Linked DNA regions of Mus musculus: region 2 is linked to region 1. A link is a loop called in an ENCODE intact Hi-C map of the cell type or tissue named here. Cell type or tissue: heart. All regions are shown on one strand.

Region 1 (5,000 bases):
GTGACCTTGGTGCTTAGATGTCTGTCACTGATTAATAGATGAGACAAGTGAGCTGAAGCAGCATTCATAAGTACTTCCAATACCTCCTGACTAGTTACAGCCAACACTGGCCTTTGGGTGCAGATGTGACCAGTCATAAGTGTCATTGTCATCTATCAGGATCCCCACACTACCTTCCCCAATGAACACCTGTTGAACACTTGCCTCCTTCAAGCCAGTACCTTCTCAGGGGTCATGTCTTGCAGACCCACACTCAGGTTCCTGGTTCAAAACTTCCATGGCTGCTCTTCCTCCCTTTTATCTTGACTACTACTGTGTATTGAAATCTGCATGCAAATCGATCCCCTTGTCATGGACATAAAAAAAAAAAAAAAAAAAAAGCTCACCTGAATGCTTATAGATGGCCATCATGGTATGCCATCTTTCTTAATCTTCCAGTGTTTCTGATTCTATTCTCTTTCCCTTCTGGATATTTGTGTGTTTCTTTCCTTTTAGATAAGAGGCTTGTTCTATGTAGGATAATCTTAGGATATAATAAGACACAAGAAAGGAATACTGGGTAATAAGTTCAATGAAAAGTCTGTAGAATACCTGTCGTGTTGATTTGCCAAAGAACTTGGTGAGCCTTTATACAATGCACTGTTGGAGAGATTTTCCATGTTCTAGTTTCATTCTATTTTGGTGACAAAAATTAAGATCAAAAAGCTACTTAAGAGAGAAGAAAACAGAGAAACACTGCTTACTGGCTCAGTAACAGACCCGTGCTCCACTAGCTTTCTGTACAGCCCAGAACTATCAACAGGGATAATGGTGCCAGACACAGTGAGCTAGGCTCTGCTACATCAATTAACATTCATGACAGTCTTCCAAAGACCTGGCCACAGGCTAATCTGAGGTGTGCATCCCCTCAATTGAAACTCCATTCTACATCAGTGGTTTTCAACCTTCCTAATGCTGTGATCCTATAATACAGTTCCTTATATTGAGTGATTCCCAACCATAAAATTATTTTTGTTCCTACTTCATAACTAATTTTCTACTATTACAACTAATAATATGTATATCTATGTTTTTTGATGGTCTTAGGAGACTGTGAAAGAATCATTTCACCCCCACAGGGGTCACAACCCACAGGCTGAGAGCTTCTGCTCTAGGTTGTGTCAAGTAGATAGTTATAGTTAGCTAGGACATTTAGCATATGTATTACTACCACTGTGCTCAGTCCTTGTCAGGACACAACACCATCATGGATCTAAAGACCAGCATCTGGGAACCCATCAGAGTCTCCTTTATGTGGTTAGGTGTCTGTAAACTTATTCTCATCACTACCAGGGCAGGCTTCTCCACTCCAGCTGAAAACATTGTAATGGTGGCATGTAGTCCTTTATTCACCAAACATGTATGCAGTGTCCCATGCTTTGCTAAAAGCATAAAAACCAAGGTTAATTCTTCGTGCCAAGCCATCCATGTTTGGGGTGGAAGAAGCTAAATGTTCACTCACATTCTGTCACCATCCTGAAAAAAATAAAAGCAGTTGCTTCAAAGTTATTAGATTATGCCTTCTCCTTCAAGGAACACAGAACACAAATTGAATAGCAGCTTGCATTGTGATGTAGTGCTTTTTCATCTCTTCCATGCCTCCCAGGGGATGCCTGGAAACGGAATAAGAACAACCTTGAGAATCAGGAAGCAGATGGCATTCAACTCCAAGCCTACCAACAGCTCATCAATCAGAGTGGCTGTCCATTTAGTGTCCTCTTCCCAGAATCACAAATAAGAACCATTTGTTTAAAGAACATGGCGCTTACAGAATTTCCAAGCTTAATTTGCAGTGGAATCACATGATCATTTATTTTCCCCCAGACCCTAGCACAGTGCCTCACACAGAGGTGCTTAGTAAATGTTTCTATAAGAACTTAGGGTATAAGCAATTGGGTGAGTGTGGTTGGCCCATGTCAATTATTCTTCCTCAGAACAGCTTCCTTAGAGGAATGTTATTATTCCCATTTTATTAGTCTCAACAGTCTTCTCAGAGCTTCCAATAATTGGTCACGATTGAGCTATAAACACAGATCATTCCAGTCCAACAAAACCTATAGCTGTTTGCTCTGCAATTCTCTCTAGAGATTAGTGTTCTGAGGAATTAAAGATTCCCCTGATGGTAAATAACAAAAATCTTATATAAAATTTAGCAGAAAACAATTAAAAATAAGTGCTCTGGAAATTCATTATTAGTTTAGTTCACAATATTAAAGTGTATATTTTCCTTATTAAGAAAAAGATTATAAATTAGCATAAATTATAAATTACACATGAACAGGATTTGAGATGTTGCTATTAATAAGTTCCTGGTGCCAATAAAAAATCAATATGGCACATTTTGTGGATTATGGAAGTGTTTTAGTCCAGATAAATGAAGTTATCAACATAAGGAAGCATTTTTGAAGAGCAGAGAAGGTAGGATTTAAAATAAGATAATCTGACATTGAATAATTACAGTCCACCTTCCTTTCTATACACCTGCTATCCTCTATGTGTGTTAAAGATTGAAAACAAATTGTATTTTTGCTGTTCACACACCAGCTTTTATTGCCATCATTAAATAATAAATATAATATGACAACTGTGCATGGTGGTTGCATCATATTCAGCACTAGATGGCATCTGGAGATGGGTTAGAAATTCTGAAAGGATCCATCAGATGCTTGAGTGACCCAAGTTCCTCATTTTCCTGCCTAATATCTATTTTTGTCTTAGTTACATTTCTACTGCTGTAGCTAATCACATGACCAAGGCAATGTATAGAGGAAAGTGCTTAATGCAAGCATACAGCTTCAGAGGTTGAGTCTATGGCCATCATGATGAAGAGCACAGCAGGAGGCAGGCAGCCATGACATTGGAGCAGTAGCTGAGAGCTTACATTTGATCCACAAGTACAAGGCAGAGAAAGACAGTGTTAACTCAAAATGTAGTATGGGCTTTTTAAAACAGATTTTTTTCCATACAATATATTCTGATTATGGTTTGCCCCCCACAACCCAACTATCCTCCTCATCTCCCACCAACTCAAACTGACTCCCTTTCTTGCTCTTTCTTATTACAAAACAGCCAGATAGATAGATAGATAGATAGATAGATAGATAGATAGATAGATAGATAGGTAGGTAGGTAGGTAGATAGATAGATAGATAGATAGATAGATAGATAGATAGATAGATAGATAGAAAGAAAGAAAGAAAAATAATAAAATAAGATCAGATCAGCCCAAACTCTTGTCTTTTGGGTCTGGGGAAAGCCCAGCAGCTATGTGGTCTACCCTGACCTCTTTGTGCTCCATCTTCTAGTTTCATACCTTTAACCACAACCACATATACCCACAGCCATCAGCAACCATTAGATGAAATCCCCTTCCTCCAGTCCCATGTCTGATTCCTCCTCTGGGAAAGCCCAGCAGCAGCCAGCTCTGCCCTATCCCTTCTGTACTCCATTTCAGGGGCCACTACTCTACCTACATACTGGAAGGCCTGCTTCTGCCCAGCACAAATATAGGTTTGAAACCATCAGGACCACCAGCTCTACCTACATTTCTGCAGGCCTGCCTTGACCCTGGACAACTAGCAGTCTGAAGTCATCAGGATCTTTCTGCACTGCCTGTATCCCTGGAAGCCTGTAGGAACCAGGCTTCCAACAGGGACAACCAGCTCTACCTGTAATCCAGAGGCCTGCTGACATCAGGGACTAACAGCTTTATCTACACCCCCAGAGGCCTACTCCCATCAGGAACTAATGGGCCTACCAACACTAGGAACAACTAGATGGCTAAAGGTCAGCCTAAAAACATAACCAACAAAAGTCAAGGCAATGTGGCACCACCAGAAGCCAACTATCCTAATACAGCTAACACACCTGAATTACAAGAAAATGACTTTAAACCTAATCTTATGAAGATGATAGAGGCTCTAAAGAAGAAATGAATGCATCCTTTTAAAAAATACAGAAAATATATAATTAAAAAGGTAGAGGGCCTTAAAGAGGAAATGAATAAGTATAAAGAAATACAAGGAAATATAATCAAACAGGTGAAAGAAATGAGTAAAACTGTTCAAGACATGAAACTGGAAATAGAGTCAATAAAGAAAACACAATCTGAGGCAACCTTGGAAATGGAAACCTACAAAAGAGAACAGGATCTATAAACACAACCATCCATCACTAACAGAATACAAGAGATGGTAGAGAAAATCTCAGGCATAGAAGATACCATAGAAGAAACTGATACATCAGTGAAAGAAAATTCTAAAGCTAAAATGTTTCTAATATAAAACATCCAGGAAATTTAGGACACTATCAAAATACCTATAAAGAAGAAGTTTATAGAACACCAAATAGAGTGGGCCCCAAATGAAAATCTTTCCACCACATAATAATCAAAACACTAAATGTACAGAACAAAGAAAGAATATTAGAAGCCACAAAGGATAAAAGCCAAGTAGCATATAAAGGTAGATCTATAAGAATTATGCCAGACATTTTAACAGAGCCTTTAAAAGCCAGAAGGGCCCGAGAAGATGTCTAATAGTCTCTAAGGGATAACAGATGTCAGCCCAGATTTCTATACCCAGCAAAACTTTCGATCACCATAAATGGAGAAACAAGATGTTCCATAACAAAACCAAATTTAAACAATATCCTTTCTCTAAGCCTGCCCTACTAGCAACTATAAGGAAAACTCTAACACAAGGACGGTAACTATACCCAAGAAAACATGAATAGATTATTCCATACCAACAAATCCAAAAGAGAGAAATACACAAGTACATGTGCACATGCACACACACACACACACACACACACACACACACACACACACACTACCACCACCAATATCGAAATAACAAGAACTAAAAATCATTGGTCATTAATATCTCTCAACATCAGTAGTCTCAATTCCCCAATAAAAAGATACAGGCTAATAAAGTGGATGTTTAAACAGGATCCAT
Region 2 (5,000 bases), 72 kb after region 1:
CTGATGCTTTCTATTCATTGAGGAAGTTTTATTGCACAGGTAGTCATTAAGTTTGTCAAAGTCATACATTACCCTATGTTGATTCCTATACCAATTATGAAATATTGATCATTTTAAGGGAGAGTATGTATGCAAATCAAAATTGACACAAACTGTTTATTGCTATACATAAGCATCACTCCGTTACTATTTACTGAGCCTGGGTTACTAAGCAGGCACTAAGTAAGACCTGTTTTGATATATATCATAAAATACTTTTAAATAAATATTTAAGCCATGCTTTAAAAGTTTGCTATAATTTTAATACACACGTGTGTGTGTGTGTGTGTGTGTGTTGACAGTGGGAAGAACTGGATAATAAAATGTAAAAATACAATCACCAACTAAAATGCCAGAAAATGTATTCTGATCACAGGCTAAAATATCAGAAGGTTTACTCAATTACATAGATATAATTTGCAAAGTGTGTGTCCTTCCTAGATTTATAGCACACATGTGGACTAATGCTTAAACAAAACTAATGTAAATAACATCATCTGAAGTACTTTCCTGTTCCATGAAGACATCGTGATAAATTAAGGTGAAATCACAAACATTCCTGCTGACACAATTCCACCGGTGTAGCCCTTTTCCTAACTTGCCAGATAAACTTTCCTGAGTGCTTCAGGAAATGATGCCCGTCAGTCTCTAGATACTACTTGAAAGGGCTTCAGGGACTCCGTTCCACACAGTGCAAACAGCGATGGCTGCAGAGAGACGGGAAATCCTCCAGATACCCGAGACCCTTGCTTCACATCTGCCTCCGTCTGGGGTTTGCAGAAGAACCTTGCCCACTCCTCCTCATTCCTAACGAGTGTATATAGTAAACTCTTTGAAATGTGAGTATTATGGGAAGGATCGCAGTTGCTTTAAATTATAGAAGTTGGCAAGTGCCTGGGAGAAGGAGTGGGAGGTTGTTTAAACTGAGAAAGACGGTTGCAGAACTTCGTACGACAGCATGAGCTCGCGCTCCGCACACATCCTTTATTTTTCTTCAAGACACTTCTCTGCATTGTTGTGGAGCAGCTTGGGTAATAACCATATTTCTGCTCTGAATAGTTTTTAATGGTTTCTAAATTCATGGGAGTGTCAAAGCAAGGAAGTCTCATGTTTGGGAAGGACATCTGAACCCAGCAATGCCCAGGAAAGGTAAGTTGTTGTTTTTCACTACAGCCTTTCTCTTTCCCCCTTCTGTTTGGACTTTATCAAAATATTTGCAGGAAGAACCACAGACAGCTACTTGTAAGGAGATGGAGGGATGTGTGGATAGAATGTCAACAAATGATAAATCAGAGAATGGACTCAACAGCGGTGTCTCTCCTACTTTCTGTTCCGCTTGATGTAGTAAGCGTCTATGTATGGAAATGCTGTTTCTCTTAGAAAAGGTCAGAGGGCTCTCTGAAAACTCCAGTCTTTGAATATAAGCTGTTCTGTGGGCAGTGGGCTAATGTATGGTCTAATCTCAGTATTTATTTGTTCTACAAGACTTGACTTCCAGAGCTGAGAGTCTTAGAACTCGGAAAACTTTCTCATAGATTGTGGTAACATCCTAAAATGTCTCTCAGTCGTGGTTACTGTGACTGACTGTTTTGTGGAATATGTTTCCTTACAGTTAAGTAAACCATTTGACTCTTTCTTATAAGAACCTACGAAAATGTTAACAATATTAATTTTATCTCCCTGGAGGGTAAAACAAAACAAAACAAAACAGTTGAACATGGCAATTTTTGCATAAGTCAAAGTCAGCCGAGGGTGTCCTTATCTCAGAAGAGTGACTGACTTGTGCCTTCAGATAGCTCTCGTGTTTTTCGATGTGTTGGTCATCTGAGAAGCACCCTGGGGTGGAGGGGCATGTGAACATTCTGTGCCGCTTTCTATTTCCGGAAGAAACTCTGTTGTCAGTGAGTTCCTATTTTTTCAAGGCAGAATCCCAGGTGCAAAAAAGAAAAGTCGCCAGACACTCACTGAGATCAGAAGAGGGATTTTGCAGGCTAAGATTTCTAGCTGAGCCCTGCATCCATTGCTCCGTGTGCACTCTTATGTATGTGCTTGCCGGCAGAAGTTTAAGAACTGTAGGTTTGATTGAGCTGTGATGGTTGGGACATGGAGGTGACCTCAGTCTGCAAGGCCCGCTGGTTTAGAAATATTGGCAATTACGGCAGTTAGGTCTGGGAGAGGACGGGAGGTATTGCTACAGTCGCCGTCTCCAGCTATGAAAGCACTTTACTGTCTTGTTATTTTTTCCTTCTGCATCAAAGTCTAGTTACATAATGAAGATTGCTGTGGCTTCCCTTGCCTTGGGGTCTTGGTGATTAAGGTCAGAGTAAAGGCAACACTGTATAAAAAGCAAAAAGGTGACTATTAGCTCCTGGCAAAGTAGTCGAGGGACAGCATTTGTTAGCTCCCTCTCTCCACCCGTAACTAGTGGGGTAAGTAGCTAATTCATAGACACCTCCCTTCCATCTCTTTCCTGCTGTCTGTTTCTGCCTCTATTCTACCCACACCAGCCTACAGACCACTACGAGGAAGCAGGGGTTCAGACAGGCAAAACTGTCGCCACAGCCTCTCTCCCAGTCCTTCGGGTCCACTCCTGGGCTGTAGAGGAAGCCCCCACCCTATCTGGAGGGGGTCTCCAGTACCCCACCCATGACCTCATCGCCGGCAGCTTCGAGAGCTGGATGGCCAGCGCTTGCATGGCGCCTGAGTGGACCCTGGGGATGGGTGTGGCCTAAAAATGCGCAGTATGGCATGACGTGACTTCCCATCACGGGCTCCCACAGAGGCTGCCAGCATTTCTAGAAGCCAAACTTGCCAGACCCCACCCCAGGGCCCAACGAGCACACCCCCACCCCAATGCGCACCCTAGAAGATGAAAACAAAGGCAATCAGGGTTGCTAACAAAAACCCCCCAAGCCAGCTGACTCATCCGAGCCTCAGCCACAGGGGCTTTGGGATAAAACACGGATGATGCCGTGGAAGCAGCTAGTCAGGGTTGTCTCCAAAAGCGTCTTGATGAGAGAAACCCAAGGTGATCTGTGTTTTCGTTACAGAATCTGGGAAAGAGAAACAGCCTCTTGCAGGAACTGGGGTATAGGTGGGGATAAGGTTAACTACTAAACTGCCAGGAGGACACCAGCTACCTGTCTGACCTGCTTTGGTACGAACCAGGCTTAGCCACGTTTGTGGGGATACAGAATCGGCCTCATGTTAGTAGTCCAGACTTGACAAGACAGGCTTAGTAATCAATGGCCGAAGGACTAGAAAAGTAATTCCATGCTCTCCAACAAGCCTTCCCAGAGGCCCCACTGTGTGCCAGACACGTTAGCAATGTGCTTTAAAAGCAATCTTAAAATTAGCAGCAGTGTAAACAATAGGAGAACGCCAAGAAGTATCTTGTACAGCAGTCCACTTGGGTCAGAGATAGATTCATATAGAGCAGCCTTTGGAGCCTCCAAACTAGACTTTGGGGACTGAGCCGTTCTCCATGAGAAAGTCAAAGAAGGATGGTGCACCCTGTCAGAGAGGTATAAAGGTTACCCCAGCTCTCCAATGGGGAAATATGTGGATGGTAAATCTGTTTCTCAGAGTGAGTTCCAAGGCAGAAGGTTTTATTGGTGTTAGCTAGAGTATCTTCAGGGTATTAGTCCAGAGTATTGTCTGGTCAGGCAACTTTGGGAATGTGGAAAGCTATGGACCACAGTGAAGTAGGGCATTTGGTTTCAACTCCACAGATGTTGGACATCGACTCCCAGCCTGCACCCTGTGTATGAACTTGGACCGATTCGAATATCAGGGTCTTCACTTGTTAGATGAGAATAATAAATAATATTCATCTTCTGAGGTCATTCTGAGGATGGCCTCAGAGAGTCCACATGAGGGTCTAGGCATGACAGCTTGATAATGCCAGCTATGATCAGCAATTCCGAGTTAGGTTTCCTGCAGGACCTCTTTCTATTTTAACTGATCTGCATGTTTTCTGACTCACCACGAGTGGGATCATTACAATCTAATGTTTTCCGAACTTCAAAAACGCAAGCATGAACGCATGCTGGAAAGCTAATGAGCTGAGAAAAAGTGTCCTTACACTGCATGAGCCTTCCCAAGACTTAATAGAAATGTACCAGTTTTCACCGGCCACTTCACAGGCTGCCCCCTTCAGGAGCACCCCACCCTCCGAGATCCAACTCACATCCAAGAAAATTGATTTATAATATCCAATTTCAACTTTTAGAAGGAAAAGGGGCAGAAAAGTAAAAATGCTTTCAGTGAGTGACCACTGGGAGCCTCAGTCTCTACCTCCTGAATGCAGAAGAGATTCCAAGTAAATGAAACTTCAATAAAAATAGATCCCAATAATCAGATGAGCCAGCCATGTTCCTTAATGTCTGGCTTATGCAGACGATCATGCTTGATCCTACACAACAGGTGTAACTTATATCCCTCAGGGGGGAGAAGAAAACTCATTCCACACACAAGAAAACTGAGACCCAGACGAACTCAGAAAACTTCCTAATCTTTCAGAGTCTAAGTGCTAAAGGAAGGGGGGTAGGTCTGCAAACAGAACTTCATCTGATGCCGTGGGTCCCTGGCCAGGAAAGAGTCCACAAATCAGAGAGCATACAATACAATCCCCAGATAGTGAAGACCTGTGGGTGGGGCATTGGACACTAACAGTCCAGGAGAGAACTGAGGAGTAGCAGGAGAGCAGTCCTGACAGATGGAAGTACAGCCTCAGAGAGTGGAGTACCAGGGAAAGATGAGCTGCAGACACTAGATTGCAGTCACAGCGAATCTTGAATGCCAGAACACAAGGTTTGGATGCTGTTGTTGTTGGTGGTGTTTTGTTTCATGGAATAACCATTAAATGTTTGCAAATAAGAAAGCAATGTGATGATAACAGAGAGAAAACCTTGCTAGGAGCTAGGCAGTGAGACATCAATGATGGAAGCTCTTGCAGACAT

What was found. Hi-C counts contacts between places; a loop is a spot of excess contacts. Peaks named below come from ENCODE experiments on the same cell type or tissue, not always from the same donor. Only the 100,000 strongest peaks of a DNase experiment are listed, where the experiment ranks them.
Region 2: a loop joins it to region 1, with 2.3 times the contacts of the local background. A loop is called at or near these places in 1 of 42 quality-filtered maps.

What each region holds. Positions count from the first base shown.
Region 1 is chr5:43,443,112-43,448,111 of GRCm38, forward strand. No RefSeq gene overlaps it. Among named protein-coding and RNA genes, the nearest start is that of C1qtnf7, 70 kb to the right of the region's middle. In heart, a CTCF peak has its summit at 2,626; no DNase peak of the experiment used is centred here.
Region 2 is chr5:43,514,799-43,519,798 of GRCm38, forward strand. It overlaps C1qtnf7 (C1q and tumor necrosis factor related protein 7), which reads left to right and starts at 771. Exons shown (of 3, transcript NM_001135172.1): 1 at 771-1,188. The coding sequence starts at 1,176. In heart, no CTCF peak of the experiment used is centred here; a DNase peak (open chromatin) is centred at 2,743; H3K4me3 peaks cover 809 bases; H3K27ac peaks cover 472 bases.